3 separate regions of the Homo sapiens genome follow, and regions 1 and 3 are each linked to region 2. The links are chromatin loops, found by intact Hi-C in ENCODE. Cell type or tissue: Calu3. All regions are shown on one strand.

The links. A loop is a pair of places that touch in the nucleus more often than their neighbours do. Peaks named below come from ENCODE experiments on the same cell type or tissue, not always from the same donor. Only the 100,000 strongest peaks of a DNase experiment are listed, where the experiment ranks them.
Region 1: a loop joins it to region 2, with 4 times the contacts of the local background. A loop is called at or near these places in 6 of 110 quality-filtered maps.
Region 3: it touches region 2 in a loop (3-fold over the local background); 3 of 110 quality-filtered maps call a loop at or near these places.

What each region holds. Positions count from the first base shown.
Region 1 is chr12:106,579,556-106,584,555 of GRCh38, reverse strand. RFX4 (regulatory factor X4) reads right to left here and starts at 1,552. Exons shown (of 18, transcript NM_213594.3): 1 at 1,193-1,552. The coding sequence starts at 1,235. The region is part of intron 1 of LOC100287944 (a long non-coding RNA gene); the gene reads left to right. RefSeq lists enhancers at 518-1,102, 2,591-3,473. In Calu3, no CTCF peak of the experiment used is centred here; DNase peaks (open chromatin) are centred at 65, 845 and 2,875.
Region 2 is chr12:106,838,964-106,843,963 of GRCh38, reverse strand. It overlaps RIC8B (RIC8 guanine nucleotide exchange factor B), which reads right to left. Exons shown (of 10, transcript NM_001330145.2): 5 at 1,147-1,375; 6 at 17-112. Among named protein-coding and RNA genes, the nearest start is that of RIC8B, 67 kb to the right of the region's middle. In Calu3, a CTCF peak has its summit at 2,031 (motif pointing right); DNase peaks (open chromatin) are centred at 2,053 and 3,583.
Region 3 is chr12:106,630,796-106,635,795 of GRCh38, reverse strand. All of the region lies in intron 2 of RFX4 (regulatory factor X4), which reads right to left. The region is part of intron 1 of LOC100287944 (a long non-coding RNA gene); the gene reads left to right. Among named protein-coding and RNA genes, the nearest start is that of RFX4, 50 kb to the right of the region's middle. In Calu3, no CTCF peak of the experiment used is centred here; DNase peaks (open chromatin) are centred at 2,155 and 2,735.

The DNA.
Region 1 (5,000 bases), 260 kb after region 2:
TCAAGGAAAGGACGTGCATGCTCAGGGGACGGCCGGGGCTGGAAGGCACTTGTTGCTCCGCGCTGCAATGCTCAGCAGCTTATGCTTGCAGGCATTCTCTCAAACCTCGCCACGGCCCAGGCTGAGTCCACTGCCCTATTTCTGCCTCTCCCCAAACTCATCACCCTAAGAAATTCTGAGGCTGCAGGGGGCCAAAATGAAAATAGCCGGGTTGCAAGAATGAGCCTAGGGGAGGGGGTGAACTGTAAGAGAACTTCCACCTGCAAGGGACTTAGGGAGCGTTAACAGATCTAGAAGTGTGACGGCTCTTCAAAGGTGCTAGGAGTGGGAGGTGGCGAAAACTACTGGAGGAAGAACCGAGATACCGGGTGTTTTCGTTGTGAAAGATTCCTTGGCCTCCTTTTTTCGTTGTTAAGGACCGCCGCACCCCCAAAACTGACGCCCAGCAGCTCTTGAACTGCAGAGCAGTTTGCAGACCCCAACGCCGAGTTTAGCGGGCCAGTCTGCGTCCTGCCCTCCCTCCAGCAAGGTCACAGCTCCCTAGTGGAGCCCGGCGTTGGGTGCCCCTTCCTGGCAGAAAAGCTAAAAGCCCGACCCCACAGCCCAGGACTCCCACCTCCCGTTTCTGCGGATTCCCCCGGACCACCGGGTTCGCCGCCGCCACTCCCTCCAGCTGCGCGTCTCTACCAGCCGGAGCCTCGGTCCCCACCTCCCAGGCGCAGTGCGAAGCCGTCACCCTCCCCCGCCTCGGGGCGTTCCGCTCGGCTTCCCGGCCCTGGCCGCCAGACCCCGAGCGCACCGCTATTCCGAGGCCCCCATACCCTAGGAGGACCTGGGTCCGGGAGGGGGCGGTCGGCTGGCAAAGTTTCTGCAAGTGGCACCTCGAGCTCGCCGCGAGCCAGCGCATCTTTACGTAACTTTGTGTCCAGGGCAAGCGAAAGCGCGCTCCTTCGCGCGCGCGCACGCACACACACTCACACACGTACACAATCACACGCTTATACACATACTTCCACGCATCCAGTTACACACATCGCCTCGAATTGAAAACTTCTGCAAGCTCTGCGTTATTCTTTGGGGTTCCACTGTCAAGTTGACCCGTCTGAACTTTTCCCAACTTCTTTCTAAAGTTCCCCCTCTCCCTTCTCCTTCCCTCCCAATGTATCCCCCCAACCCCGCCAGTAGGACTAACCTGTGGAATCCATGTCGGGTTCCTCCAGTAACCCACAATGCATGCTCTTCCCATGGACAGCACAGGCGCCCCCCAAAAGTCCTGATGTTTGGGGATCCCCTGTGCTAGAGATGCCCAGGGAGGAAGGGAGGGAGGGAGGGAGAAGGGGAGAGAGAGAGACGCAGAAAGTGAGGGGGCACAAGGATAAAGGAGGAAAGGAAAAGAAAAGAAAAAGAAGAGGAAAGAAAAGAGAAAGAAGAAAAGAGGAGAGAGAGGGAGAGAAGGGAGCGAGCTCGGAGAAGGGGGAGAGAGAAAAAGCGAGCGAGCAAGGGGACACTCAGTAATCCAGCCGGGCAAAGCCAAACCCGTCAAAATGTTTGCGGATGTTTCATGGGAAAAAGCATCATTTTATAGGAGCCCCGATGGGAGCAATGTCATTGATAGGCCAGCCGGCCTGATGAATGGCCGCTCGTCAGATGGGGCCGTGGCGAGGCGCACTGTGAAGCCCATTGTGGGCCTGTTTTGAATAAGAAAAGCCGCCTCCGAAAAGGGGGGCTCAGAGCGACGCAATCCCAGCCCTCCGACTTCCCCCTTCTATTATAGCATTAGCAACGTTTTTCTTATTTAAAGTTCCAGAGGCCTTCTCCAGCCTTCGCCCGGCACTCATTATAGGCGAAATCAAAATTGGCTTAGATGTGGCCCCCTCCCCCTCCCGGCCCTTCCCCACCATCGGGCCCCGCGCCGTGCTGGCAGGCCGGGAGGGGGGCGCGGGCGGGGGGGGAGCCGCGGGGAACTCCTGGAGCCTGGGGAGTCGCCTGCGCTACCACGAGTGGGGCCCCACTCCCTTCCTTCTCTTGCGCCCCCACCCACCCCCCATTTTGGTCCTGGGTTAGATTTCGGGTGGTGGCCCTGAGAATGCGGGAGGGGGTATGTCTTGACCCCTTGCACGCGGATCCGCAGACACGCGTGGGGAGTGAAGCGAGCTTGAAGGGGAAAGGGTGGGGAAGGGGAACTGAATCCCTAAGACCCCATGCCCCAATATGAGCGTAACAAGGCCGCTAGGCGGGGAGGAGGTGAGTGGCTGGTTCGCCTCCTCCAGAACTTTCTGTCTTCCTCTGGGCCTGGGTCCTTCATCCTGTTTCTCTCCTTCCATCTCGCTGTCTCTCTCCGCCTGTCTCCCGGTGTCTGTTTCTAGCTCTCTGTCCCTCTCGTCCTCTGTGTCTCTGTCTCTGTCCATTTCTCCTTCCTTGGCTGCTAGTGTCTCTGTCCAGACCCTGCCTCCACTTCTCTTTGTCTCCCCCTAGGACTCTGCCCCTCTCTGTCTCTATCCCCCTCGGTCTCTCTGTACTGTCCCCCCTCCCCCGCCTCTTCCCGTAACTCTGTCAGTCTGTCTGTCTCTGTTCCTCCGCCCTCCCCCTGCCCTCCCCACCCCACCGCCGTCCCCCAGTCGGCCTCGAAGTTTGTGAGAAGCCCCGGCATCCAAGTGGGGACGCGGTTTTCCCAGGGACCCCCTCCTCGGCGGAGTTGAAAGTGCAGAAAGAGGGGGGCGAGGGCCGGGGGGTGCTGGAAGTGGAAGTGAGGGGGAGCAAGCTGCGTCTCCTGCGGGCCCCGATAAAGTGGCCGTTCGCGGGTCGGCCGCGCTGTGATTAGAATATGAATGGGGCCCGGCGGGCGGAAGAGAAAGGCGGATTACCCCGGGTGCTTTGACCATGGACAGAGGCAGAGCCGGCGGGCCGCGGCGGGGGCGGGGAAGCGCGGAGTCCCTAACGCCGTGCGGGAGTGGGGGTCTCTAACCCCGGGCCCCTGGCAGCGCGCGGCTTTCCGCGATCCTTCGGAAAGACGCCCCCCGCCCCCTCGGTCCGCCCCCTCCCCACAATCAGAGCTGAGTGGGACAATGTACGGAGACTGGGGAGCCCGAGGGGCCAGCACGTGCCGAGTTAAGGTCACGGTGCGGGAGGAAGAAGGCGGCGCGCGGTACCGGCTGGACAGAGCCCGGGATGGACTGACGGTAGCGCGGGGTTCGAATCCCAGCTCTGTAAATTCCTTCATCGTTCTGGGCCTCAGCTTCCTCGTCTGTGAAATGTAGCAAAGTTGCCCCCTCTCAAGCTTTGGGGGAAGATAACTGAAGCAGTGGTTATAAAAGGAGCCGGGCATTTGCTGTTCCCTCTACTTGGCACTCTGCCGGCTCCTCCTTCCTCACAGGTGCCTAACCGGCCGACACCTTTGCGTCACCCTGGTCTCAGCTGAGCGTCGCCTCCTCGGAGGGGCTGTGCCTGACCACTCTCTGCGAAGGTCCCTTCCTGCCCCGGCCGCTGCCGGGCTCATTACCCGGTTTATTTCTGGAGGACTTTGTTCACCACCCCATGCCCAGTGCCCAGAAGGGCGCCAGGCACATTCTTTCCCGCTGCGATGCTGGTGATGGGAAAGAGGTCGATGGAAACCTTTGGCAGCCGAATGCCATGGTGGCGGTCACCGCGCGTCCTCGTGGTGCGCCTGGCAGCAATGACAGCGGAATTCGAAGTCAGATCTGACTGTTCGCGTTCGCCTTTGTAGCCTTAGCTTCTCTGCCACTGGAATAGGCTGAAGAGTAAAAGCCTTCTTCAGACGGCGGGAGGGTCTGACAGCGCGTAGATGGAGCCTGGCCAGGGGCGTTCCGGTGGCAGCAAGGAGCGCGTCCCCAGGGTGGGCGGCTGCCACCGCCCGGAGAGTCCTTGAGGGATGCCACGGGGGCACGGGTGGTCTCCAGGGCGGATGAGACTATTATTGTTGCTATTATTATTATAATTTTTGCACGCAGAGTGGAGGTGGGTAGGGTGAGGTGAGCCGGGCTCACAGGCCAGGAGTGAGGCGGAAGAACCCGGAGCCAGCCCAGCACAGCTCAGAGCCGGGCCAGGTGCGGCTGGTCCCGGCCCAGCGCTGCTTCACCTGGGATGGCACGAGTTCTCGGGCATGACCATGCTGCAGCGCCTGGGAGCTTAAAGAAATGAAAATAATAATCGCTCATTCGTTCCTTGGCAAATTTTTATTGTGCATCTACTATGTGTCCAGAACTATTCTAGGAAGCGGAGGCTACATCAGTGAACAAAATAGACCAAAAAAAAAAAAAAAAAAATCTTGCTCTCCTGAAGCTTACATGGGAGTGAGGGGAAACAGATAATATATACAACATAGAATTAAGAGGTGGGAGACGAAGTCAAGGGAGGGCCTCTCTGAGAAGCTGACATTTGAGCTTAAAAGTAATGGTATCCAGGGGCTAGTCACAAGGGTGTCATTTGTGACAATTCACTGACTGTGACACTTGTGATTTTGCGCATTTTTTGGAATGTATTTCATACTTCAATAAAATGTTTGCTTAGATTTAATGCTGTCAACATCATAAATAGTAATAGCTACCATTTACTATTAATGTATTCATTATGTGTTTCCACGGGTTCAGGCGTCTTCCATGCATTAGTTCATTTCATCCTCACAACACAACTAATACATATTATTGTCGTCTCCACTTTTAGGAGAACTACTGGGGTTCTGTGTGGCTCTCTTGCCCTTGACAGACACTGTGGACACAGTAATGAATTATCCAATTCCTATCCTGCAGAGGCTTGAAATCTCAATAGAACATAGCACAGGGGCAGGGAGGGGGTGATGGGGAAATTGTGGGTGCTGTGAGAGCAAAGAGAGGGCAATGTGACTGATCCTGGGAGGCTGGTGTCAAGGCAGGCCTCCTGGAGGAAGTGGTGACCCAGGAGCTGAATTAGCCAGACAAGGGGGTTGAGGGTGTTACAGACAGAGGCACAGGCGAAGAGGAGAACCTGTGGAGTGTGTTTGGGAC
Region 2 (5,000 bases):
TGCATTAAGCAGTTACCTGATCTTTGAGAAATTTTCGGATGTTTCGATGGGCTCGGGAACATTCGGTTAATAAGCTGAGAACTGGAGTTAGACCCTCTCTATAGCTGCTTCCCTATAAAAAAAAAAACCATATGTTTTTGAAATACGTTAGTTTTGTTTCTAACAGTATTACTTTCCTTCATGTAACTGAGGATATCAATTTGTTTTTGAGGTGGGGACTTTTTTTTTTTTTTTTTTTTTGGGAGAGGGAGTCTCCCTCTGTTGCCCAGGCTGGAGTGCAGCGGCGCAATCTCGGCTCACTGCAAGCTCCACCTCCCGGGTTCACGCCATTCTCCTGCCTCAGCCTCCTGAGTAGCTGGGACTACAGGTGCCCACCACCACACCTGGCTAATTTTTTGTACTTTTAGTAGAGATGGGGTTTCACCATGTTAGCCAGGATGGTCTCGATCTCCTGACCTCGTGATCCACGAGGTGGGGACATCTTATGTTACCTAAGCTTACAAACTATTTTAAAAATTCTTTTCCTAAAAACATTTCCATTTTATCATCTTCATGTTTACTATTGCCTTTTTTGGTCCTTCCTGGATGTTCCTACATTTTCTAGGATTCCCATGGGCTTAGCCAAAGGGCTTGAATGAAGCAAAATTTTGGTGACTGGACTATGCTACCTTGCTGCCTTTTAATACAGATACCTGACAAAGTGAGTGATAGACCAGAGAATGTATAAACAGCTCACAACAAATGGGAAATTGACAAGGTCTTCTTTTTTCTTTTTTTTGGGAAGATGTCTTTTAGGTATTATGAAGAGTATTTAGCAAGTTTTTGGGGGGATATTTTTTATTTCTAGGACTCACAAAGTAACAAAATGGAACAGTAATTACTTTTTCCTTTGTTTTCAAGCACTAGTCATAATTTTGGTGTTGCATGAACATAATTTTCAGCATTAAACAAATAAATTAACATGGCTTCAGCAATTTATCATATATTGTAATAAACTGCTTTCCAAAGTAAAAACAATTATGCAGCACATCAGTCAGAAAAAAAGCTTAGATTTAAAAATCATGCTCTGTGATGTGTGTCTGTATGTATGGCACATTTACATTCTTTGGAAGCATCTTCCCAGGGCTTCCATTTTATCAGCCTTACCTTGTCTATTCTCTTCTCCATAAAATTCAGTAAAACATGAATGGCCTCCATATTCATACCATTGTATACCATGGTATTGTTTTTCAAAACTGTTTCTTTCTCAGCTGTTTTATTACTGGGCAGTTCATCTAGAGTCGTTGCCTCTTGGGCTGTTTCTTCATGGGTTAACGGACAAATGAGAACATCCAAACAAGAGACTGGAACATTGCTTAAAAGGTTGACTGCATTGCTGAAAAGCAATTAAAAAAATACAATATTTTAACTTGATTGAATAGTCCTTTAAAATGCAAACATAATAAGAAGTTCAAAAGTGACTTTTAAGAGTCAATTAAAATATTTCTTTTCCAAAAATGAGCCATTATGGACACTTGACACTTACTATGAGATAGGAAATAAAAAACTGTTTCAAATATATGTTGTACAAATTAGAAAAAAAACAAATGTTGAATAGACAGACACAATCACATGATGTCATGTCACTTTCTGAAATGCTAAAATAGGAATTAGTGAGCTTTAATGCCAGCTCCTTAATTTTATTATGGCAACAATGCTAGCTTTGCATTTCTTCCCTGGGATTTTAAATCCTTTTGTGGATCCACTGGTGTTTTATTATTCCTTAGATTACAACATAAAGCATTTGAGAAACACTGAAAATAAGCAGCTTATCAGTAGCAACAACAATAAACCAAATATGGTAGAATTAAGTTTTATTCTTTCTAAATGTAGAAAATACAATTTAAAAATCATCCCAATTTTTGTAAGACATATGCAGAAAAAGGGAAATGGAGTTTTTTCTCTCTTTCTTATCATCAGGTCTCTAAATGAAGTTAATATAGCTATTTCTAATCTCTAGCCCCTAGGCCTTTCAGCTGTGTATTAATGAATACACGAGACTGGGATGCACACCAGTAGGGGGAACCCAAACCTTATATTTTTGGCATTCCCTAAAAACCTTGTTCTGTTGTTCAGTGTACAAAAGATTAAAATGACACTAACAATTTCAAAATTAGATATGTTCTCAACAAACATATTTTCTTCCATGAGTTATTTCATATTCTTTCATCTAAAAGGAGTGGTGGTGTTCTGGGCTAACTGGCTCTTATATGCCTGTGCCTTAGAACTTCCTGATCAACAATGGAAAGACAGGCATTTTATTTCCTAGTGACAGAGAAGCAGATCTAAAAATAACCACATCCTGACTAAAAATAAACTCCTGCAAATGCAATTTAAAAGTCCAACCACTTGGAAACCAAATTTAGAGCTTAATCTATCTGATACTATCTTAATTTAGACCAGTAGCTCCTTCTACTTTAGATTATAGTGACACCCTAAAAAATAAAGCAAAACAAACAGAAAAACAAAGAAATAGAAATACAAAAATTTTTCTTTCCTCTACCCTGAATTGTGCTCCACTTCCCCAAGAATGAATATTTCCTTTCTTTTTATATTATGGAAAAATAAAAACCAGTAACAAGTCAGTTGAAAAGTTAGACAATGCAGAACAGAAAGTGGTAATGTATAGGGCATCAAAAAAATGAATCAAGAGCAAAAAATAATTTAACAAGTCATATGAATAAATGGTTCCTAGTAAAATACAAGTTATTTGATTGCCCTCACTAAAACCAAATACTGCTGCTGCTACTGGTGTTATGCACAAAATCTCTATATTTGGTTATTGGTAAATAATCAAAGGTGGCTGAAATATAAGCTTTCCCCAAAACTTTCTCTTAAAACTTTTTTTTGCAAATATCTGTAGTTTATCTTATCTATAGTTCAGAACGTTTTGCTTCTATCTTAAGCACTTAGAAATTGTTACTAAATAATACCATAGATTCATTGAGAATAAAAGGGGGGAAATAACTCTACCTTAGAATTATTTTCAAAAACTGTATACAAGCCATTCTGAAATGTTATGATTTTTTCCCTAAACATCAGGCAATAGGCTCTTAAATACACTGACCGTATGATGCTCTGAACCTACCAGAGACCAGATTGAAAAGTTTCAGATGGGTCATTTCATTACAAAGGAATGTTTCCCCTTTAAATTCGTTTAAAGTAAGCAGTTTCCAGGAATTCAGTAAATTTAAGAAACCAAATGTAGAGTTTGATTCAACAAATATTTGGAGGTTTTAGGCTTTTCAAGAAAAGTTCCCATTTTCTTATTTCTTATTTAACAACTTGGTTTCCAAACAACTACAAAATTAATTTTTCTGGCTCACTGTGTTTGAGCTATTCTTTTTAAGTAAGGAAGGCCAGCTTTTTGAGCTCTGTCACTTCTCTGACAGTTTTATTTGTGGTAGAAGAGTGTATGAAATTCTCCAGCTACCAGGAAGTCAGTGACTATGCACAGATCTGCACAATAGTGTTTGCATTCCTACTCCAGGGGGTAGAAATACTGTGTATATTACACTCCCCTTTTCAGCTTCCTAGAGATCATTAATCACTGAGACATGACATCCTCCCGCTCATGCTCCCAGCCCCCTCCTGATATGCAGATTCAAAAGCAAGACCTATTTAGAACTCCTTAATGCCCTGATTAAAGCCTTGTCAGTTGTGGGAGAGGAAAGGCAATCTAAAATCTAGTCCTCTGTGAATCGCTGGACAAAAACATGAAATTACACTGAAGAACATGATATGGCACACGTAGATCCATAGCTGTTAATAAATCTTGCTGGTCAAATGTATCTTCTTTATATTTGGGGCTTACATATCTTTTTTCAAGGCTGTAAAGTCTATGTAAACGAATCTTAAAATCTCCAAAAGATTTTCCTTTTGCCCTCTTTATTCATTAAAAAAAATTGTTTTTGAGATAGAGTCTCTTGCCCAGGCCAGAGTGCAGTGGCATGATCATGGCTCACTGCAGCCTTGACTTCCCGGGCTCAAATGATCCTCCCACCTCAGCCTCCTGAGTAGCTGGGACCACACGCACACGCCACCATGCCCCTTGCTAATTTTTTAATTTTTAGTAGAGACAAGGTCTCACTATGCTCCCCAAGCTGGTCTCAAACTCCTGGGCTCAAGCAATCTTCCTGCCATGGCTTCCCAAAGTGCTGGAATTACAGGCGTGAGCCACTGCACCCAAACCCCTCAAAATCTTTGAAAAGTATTTTTTTCTTTTGTGGTAAGAGCACTTAACGTAAGACCTATTCCCTTAGCAACATTCTAAGTATACAATACAGTATTGCTAACTATAGGCTCTGCTACACAGGAGATCTCCAGACCTTATCTTGCATAACTAAAACTTTGTATCTTTTGACTGACACCTCCCCATTTACTCCTCTCCCCAGCCCCAGATAACCACTATTCTACTATCTAGTTCTACAAGCTTCACTATTTTAAACTCCTCATAAAAGTGGGATCATGGAGTATTTGTCCTGTGCCTGGTTTATTTCACTTATCATAATGCCCTCCAGATCCACCCATGTTGTTCCAAGTGATGGGATTTCCTTCTTTTTTTAAAGGCTGAATAATACTCTACTGATTCTGCTCTGTGTGTGTATACATATATACGCACATTTTATCCATTCATCTGACTGATAGACATTTAGGTTGTTTCAGTATCTTGGCTATTGTGAACAGTGCTGTAAGGACCATGTGATGAAAATGCAGATATCTCTGTGAAACAGTGATTTTATTTCCTTTGGATATACTCCCAGAAGCGTGATTGCTGAATCAAATAATTCTATTTTTCATCTTTTGAGAAAACTCCACACTGTTTTCCATAATGGCTATACTAATTTACATTCCCACCAACAGTGTAAAAAGATTTCCTTTTCTTCACATCCTTACCATCGATTATCTTTTGTTTTTTGAGGTTTTTTTTTTTTTTTTGGAATAACCCTTCTAACAAGGTA
Region 3 (5,000 bases), 210 kb after region 2:
AAATTGACACTCTCAGAGTTCTTTATACCTGAAGGTAGTGTTAATGTTTTTAGTATGCAGTTTGGCAGTAATACTGAGGGACATCTAAAATGTTCAGCTGCTTGTCCTCACAACCCAACTTCTAGAAATTATAATACTGAGCAAATAATTGAAAGGAAAGAAAAGGCTATATGAAAAACATGGGACCGGGCATGGTAGCTCACCCCTGTAATCCTAGCACTTTGGGAGGCGGAGGGGGGCAGATCACTTGAGGCCAGGAGTTTGAGACCAGCCTGCCCAACACAGTGAAACCCTGTCTCTACTAAAAATACAAAAATTAGCTGGGCATCGTGGCGCACACCTGTAATCCCAGCTACTCGGGTGGCTAAGGCACAAGAGTCTCTTGAGCCTGGGAGGCGGAGGTTGCAAAGAGATCACGCCACTACACTCCAGCCTGTGTGACAGGAGTGAAACCCTGTCTCAAAAACAAACAACAATGACAAATTGTCAATTGTATTTTTTTAAACAAGAAAAACAACCAAAATCTACCTCTACCTAGCTTGCACTGGCATGTTGTTAGTATTTTTGTTCCCCCTAAAACTGGCGGGGTTTTACATTTTTGTTTCTTTAAATTTCAGCATTTTGGTCCACCTGGACAGGTTGTCAAAAGACCTAGATTCGAATAATCCTAACACTTACTGGCCAGAACTGAGCAAATCACTCAACTTACTTGAGCTTCATTTTTCCTCATTTGTAAAATGGTCATCTTCTATGGCAATTATAAGAATCCTATTAATTTGTTCAACAAATATTTATTGAATATCTTATTTGTGCCAACTAGGCACTGGGGAGAAAGAAATTAAACTCTTGCCCTTGAGTTTGGTTGGGAAAAGAGAAAGGCAGAGGAGAGAGAGGACAAATTCAGCAAGAAGTGGTAAGTGCTGTGATACAGGTAGGCACAGAGGAGTCGGCCAACCCAGACTACATGAAAAAGCAGAGCTTGTCAGAGAAGACTCCCTGGAAGAAGTGATAGGTGAGCTGTGTCCTGGAGTGAGCCAGAGATGGGCACCAGATGGGGGGAAGGTGGGATGGAAGTGAGGAGTAGGGTGGAGAAGGTGAGAGCAGATAAAGACAAGGGGACCTGACAGATTATGTCACTTTCCCAGAAGCAAGGTGGCTGCAGCACGGGTCTCTGCTGGGTGTGGCAGAGTGGATCCAGGTGAGTATGGAACGTGATGTGATGTTTAACAATCTAATTATCCCGTTTAAGTCTTAAGACAGTCATCTCTAAATGGAGGATAATAATAATCCCTACCTCAAAAGGTTGTTGGGAGGATTAAGTGAAATGAGCTTAACAGAGGGTAAGCGTTCAAAAGCACCCTCTGCAGCCATCTGCGGGGAAAGGTTGCCCTTGGCTGTGCCTGGCCGGCCAGGAGGCTTTTGGAGCAATTCTGTCTGCTGGGATCTGCTGCTTTGGAAGATTTACAGGGGCAAAGACAATGGCATCACCAAGGACCTCACAAGGCAAACACACACCAGGGGACGTCACAGCTCCATATAGGAGACGGCACTTGAGCTGAGCCCTGAAGGGATGGTTGAGGTTTTTAAAAAATAACGTTGCTTTATATTCACAAAAGTAATGCATGTTCATCTTTTTAAAATTAAGAAAGTATGGAGAAAATATCTGAGAATCCAAGCTCCTCTCAACAGAGGGAACAACTGTTATCTTTTTATCCTATTTGCCTCATCTTTTATCAGGGTTCTTTCACACACAAGCACATGCATATCTACACTTAAAACATGTGAGGGTCATACAGTCCATCCTAGTTTGTAACCTGCCCTGTTCATTTTGAAGAGGACCTGTCAGACTCTGGGAGGAGGCCACCAAGGGAGAGGGTACTCCAAGAGGCAGAAGCAGCAGGAGCAAAGGCAAGGAACTGGGACCTGGGGCCCAGGGAAGATGCATGTGGTCCCATTGGTGGAGCCAGGGAAGCTCCCTGTTCTGGGATTCCATCGCAGTGTCTCCCACTCAAGCAATACTGCCTTTGTTATATCAGGTTTTTTTCCCAACTAAACTTTGTTATGGCCCCATTTCTGAGTATCAGTGAATAAAAATAACTTGGCTTTGAGGACAGGCAGGCATGGGTTTAAATTCCAGCATTGCCCCCAACTGTGTGGACTTTGAGCAGCAACTTGACTCATCCAAGCCTGAAGGCCCTTATCTAAAAAAATGTGAATCATAACTTCTGTCACAAGGATGTTTTGAGGATTAAATATAATATGTTAAGAACTAGATACAGTTTTTAAAAATGCCATACTAATAATAGCATTCATTGGTCAAGTACTTAAGCCAGGCACTACACATCACTTTTCATATGCTACCTCATTTTATTCCTCCAAATATTGCTATGAAGAAGTTTTATATCCCCATTTTATAAATAAGGAAACAGATCTTTGGTGAGGGTGAATAATTGCATGAGGCCATGTAGCTGGTGAATGGAAACAGGACCTCACTAGGTGCTCAGCAATCCAGTGGCTACTGATAGTGTTTAGAAGAGAACTGGTCTACCCCAAAGCCAATGTGGGCCCTCCAGCTCAGTCAGCAAACAGGTGCTGTCCACCTCTGCTGGCTCCTTTCCTTAGATCACTGGTGACTTTGTGCCCAGGGTCTGAATGCCCAAGCCCTTTTCTTCTAAAGTAGGAGGTGTGTCACACCCAGGCCTGACCCTCCTATTTGATGGCTCTCTATCTCAGTTCTCCTGAAGTGCTGGCTATTTATTTACTCATTCATCAGATATTTATTGAGCGTCTGCTACATTCCAGTCCCATGACAGGTGCTAAAGGGTAAGAAAAAACAGACGTAGTCACTGCTCTCTTGAGGCCATAAATTATCAGCCAATTAAATGTAAGTCCAAGCCAGATACGGTGGCATGCACCTGTAGTGCCAGATACGGTGGCGTGCACCTGTAGTGCCAGATACGGTGGCATGCACCTGTAGTGCCAGATACGGTGGCATGCACTTGTAGTCCCAGCTACTCAGGAGGCTGAGCTGGGAGGATCACTTAAGCCCAGGAGCTCCAGACCAGCCTGGGCAACATGGCAAGACCCCATTTCAAAAGTAAAGTAAAATTAAAACAAAACAAAACAAAAAGAAACCCCAAACTTTAAAATTAAGTCCTAGGCAAGAGCTGTGAAATGCAGGTCCAGGATGCTATAGCAGCACCAAGTGTGGGGTATGAGCCTGGCTTGGGCATCTGAGGAGGAGCAGCAACCTTACCTAGGAGAAGAGAGTAGAGAGTAGGAGAACACATTTTAGGTAAATAGCCATAGTTGATAGAGACTTTAGGAACTGGTCCTGCCAAATGCCTTTTCGTTTTCACTGGGAGACATGCCTTGAACCAAACAAGATTCATCCTGTAAAGTATCATTTTAGGCCAGCAGGATTCCTGGAGCCATTCGCAGGCACACCTGCAGTGCCCCGCTGATGGTCCTGCCAAGGCTGGAGAGCAGTGGTCTGCTTTAAAAAAAAAACTCCTGCCAAGATGCTGCCCCAGCGCCTGGTCTTCTTGCCACTCCGTTCTGCTCCCACTTGGCAGTTATGATTCCTAACACGGTGCAGAGGTCTCAGTCCAGTTTGCAGTGGTGAGCATCTCTGCTCTCCTCTCTGCATCTACCTCCTGACATAAACTCTGGGGCCAAATTTCCAGGCTCAAATCCCAGCTCCACTACTTATTAGCCACGTGACCTTGAACAACATTTTGGTTCCTCAGTTTCATTATCTGTAAAATAGGGATAATAATAGTACCAAGCACATACAGCTGTCATGAGTATTAATTGAACCACTTCCGGTTCAAAGGACTTGCTATCTAAGTGTTCCCTGCTCCTATAATGGTTATTGCTCCTCCAGAGGGACCATGTGCCTGAGGTTTGGCAAGCCCTGCAGCAGGGACAGGGTTATTCACTCTGTGCTGCCTCAGCACCCTGACTGCTCCCCAGCAAAGTCCCCATGGCAGAGTGTGGTCGCTGCCCATGGATCATTTTAATCCATTCAGGCTGCTGTAACAAAATACCACAGACTGGGTGGTTTTTAGACACAGAAATTGATTTCTCACAGTTTTGGAGGCTTGGAAGTTCAAGATGAAGGCACCAGTGATTTGGTGTCTGGTGAGGGTCTGCTTCCTGGTTCAAAGACAGCTGTCTTCTTGCCCTGTGTTCACACATGGCAGAAGGGGTGAGGGAGCTCTCTGGGGCCTCTTTTATAAGGAGACACTAATCCCATTCACAAGGGCTGAGCCTTCATGACCTAACCCTTCCCCAAAGCCTCATCTCCAAATACCATCACATAGGGGGTTAGAGTTTCAACATATGAATTTGGGGGGATACAGACATTCAGTCTGCAGCACTGACCACTGGGTCTGCCTTGTTAGCTTGTAAGCTCTGCAGGGTGCAGACCTTGCTCACCGTTGTCTCCAGCACCCACATGTGGTAGGGTCGGAGGAAGCACTTGTGGAATGAGTGAATGAATAAAATGACACCACAATTAAAAGTGGAGCCTTCCCATCTGATTTCAGTAAGCATACAAAACAGCAGTACCATCGGGGAATGTTTATTGAGGACTCATATTGTGCCAGGCACTGTGCAAAGCTCTTCATGGTATGGCATTTAGTTTTCACAGCTGCCCTAGACAGTGAACAGTTTAATGCATGTGAAACATCAAATGCAGTGCCTTAGTGCTTAATCAATGTTAGGCCTAATGATTAGTATTATCCCCGTTTACAGAGGAAGAAACTAAGGCTCAGAGAAGTGAAGGAATTTGTCTGAGGTCACATAGTGAGTGGCAGAGCAAAGACAAGGACCCAGGCTAGTTGATGTCAAAACCTCCCCAGACCCAAACATTTATAAGCCTCATTCTGTCTTCAAACTCATAGTACTGGACTGAAGATTTTAGAGAAGTTATTATCTGCCTCATCATTTCCTTTCTGCCTCCATGTCAAATGAATTCACATTTGGGAATCTATTCC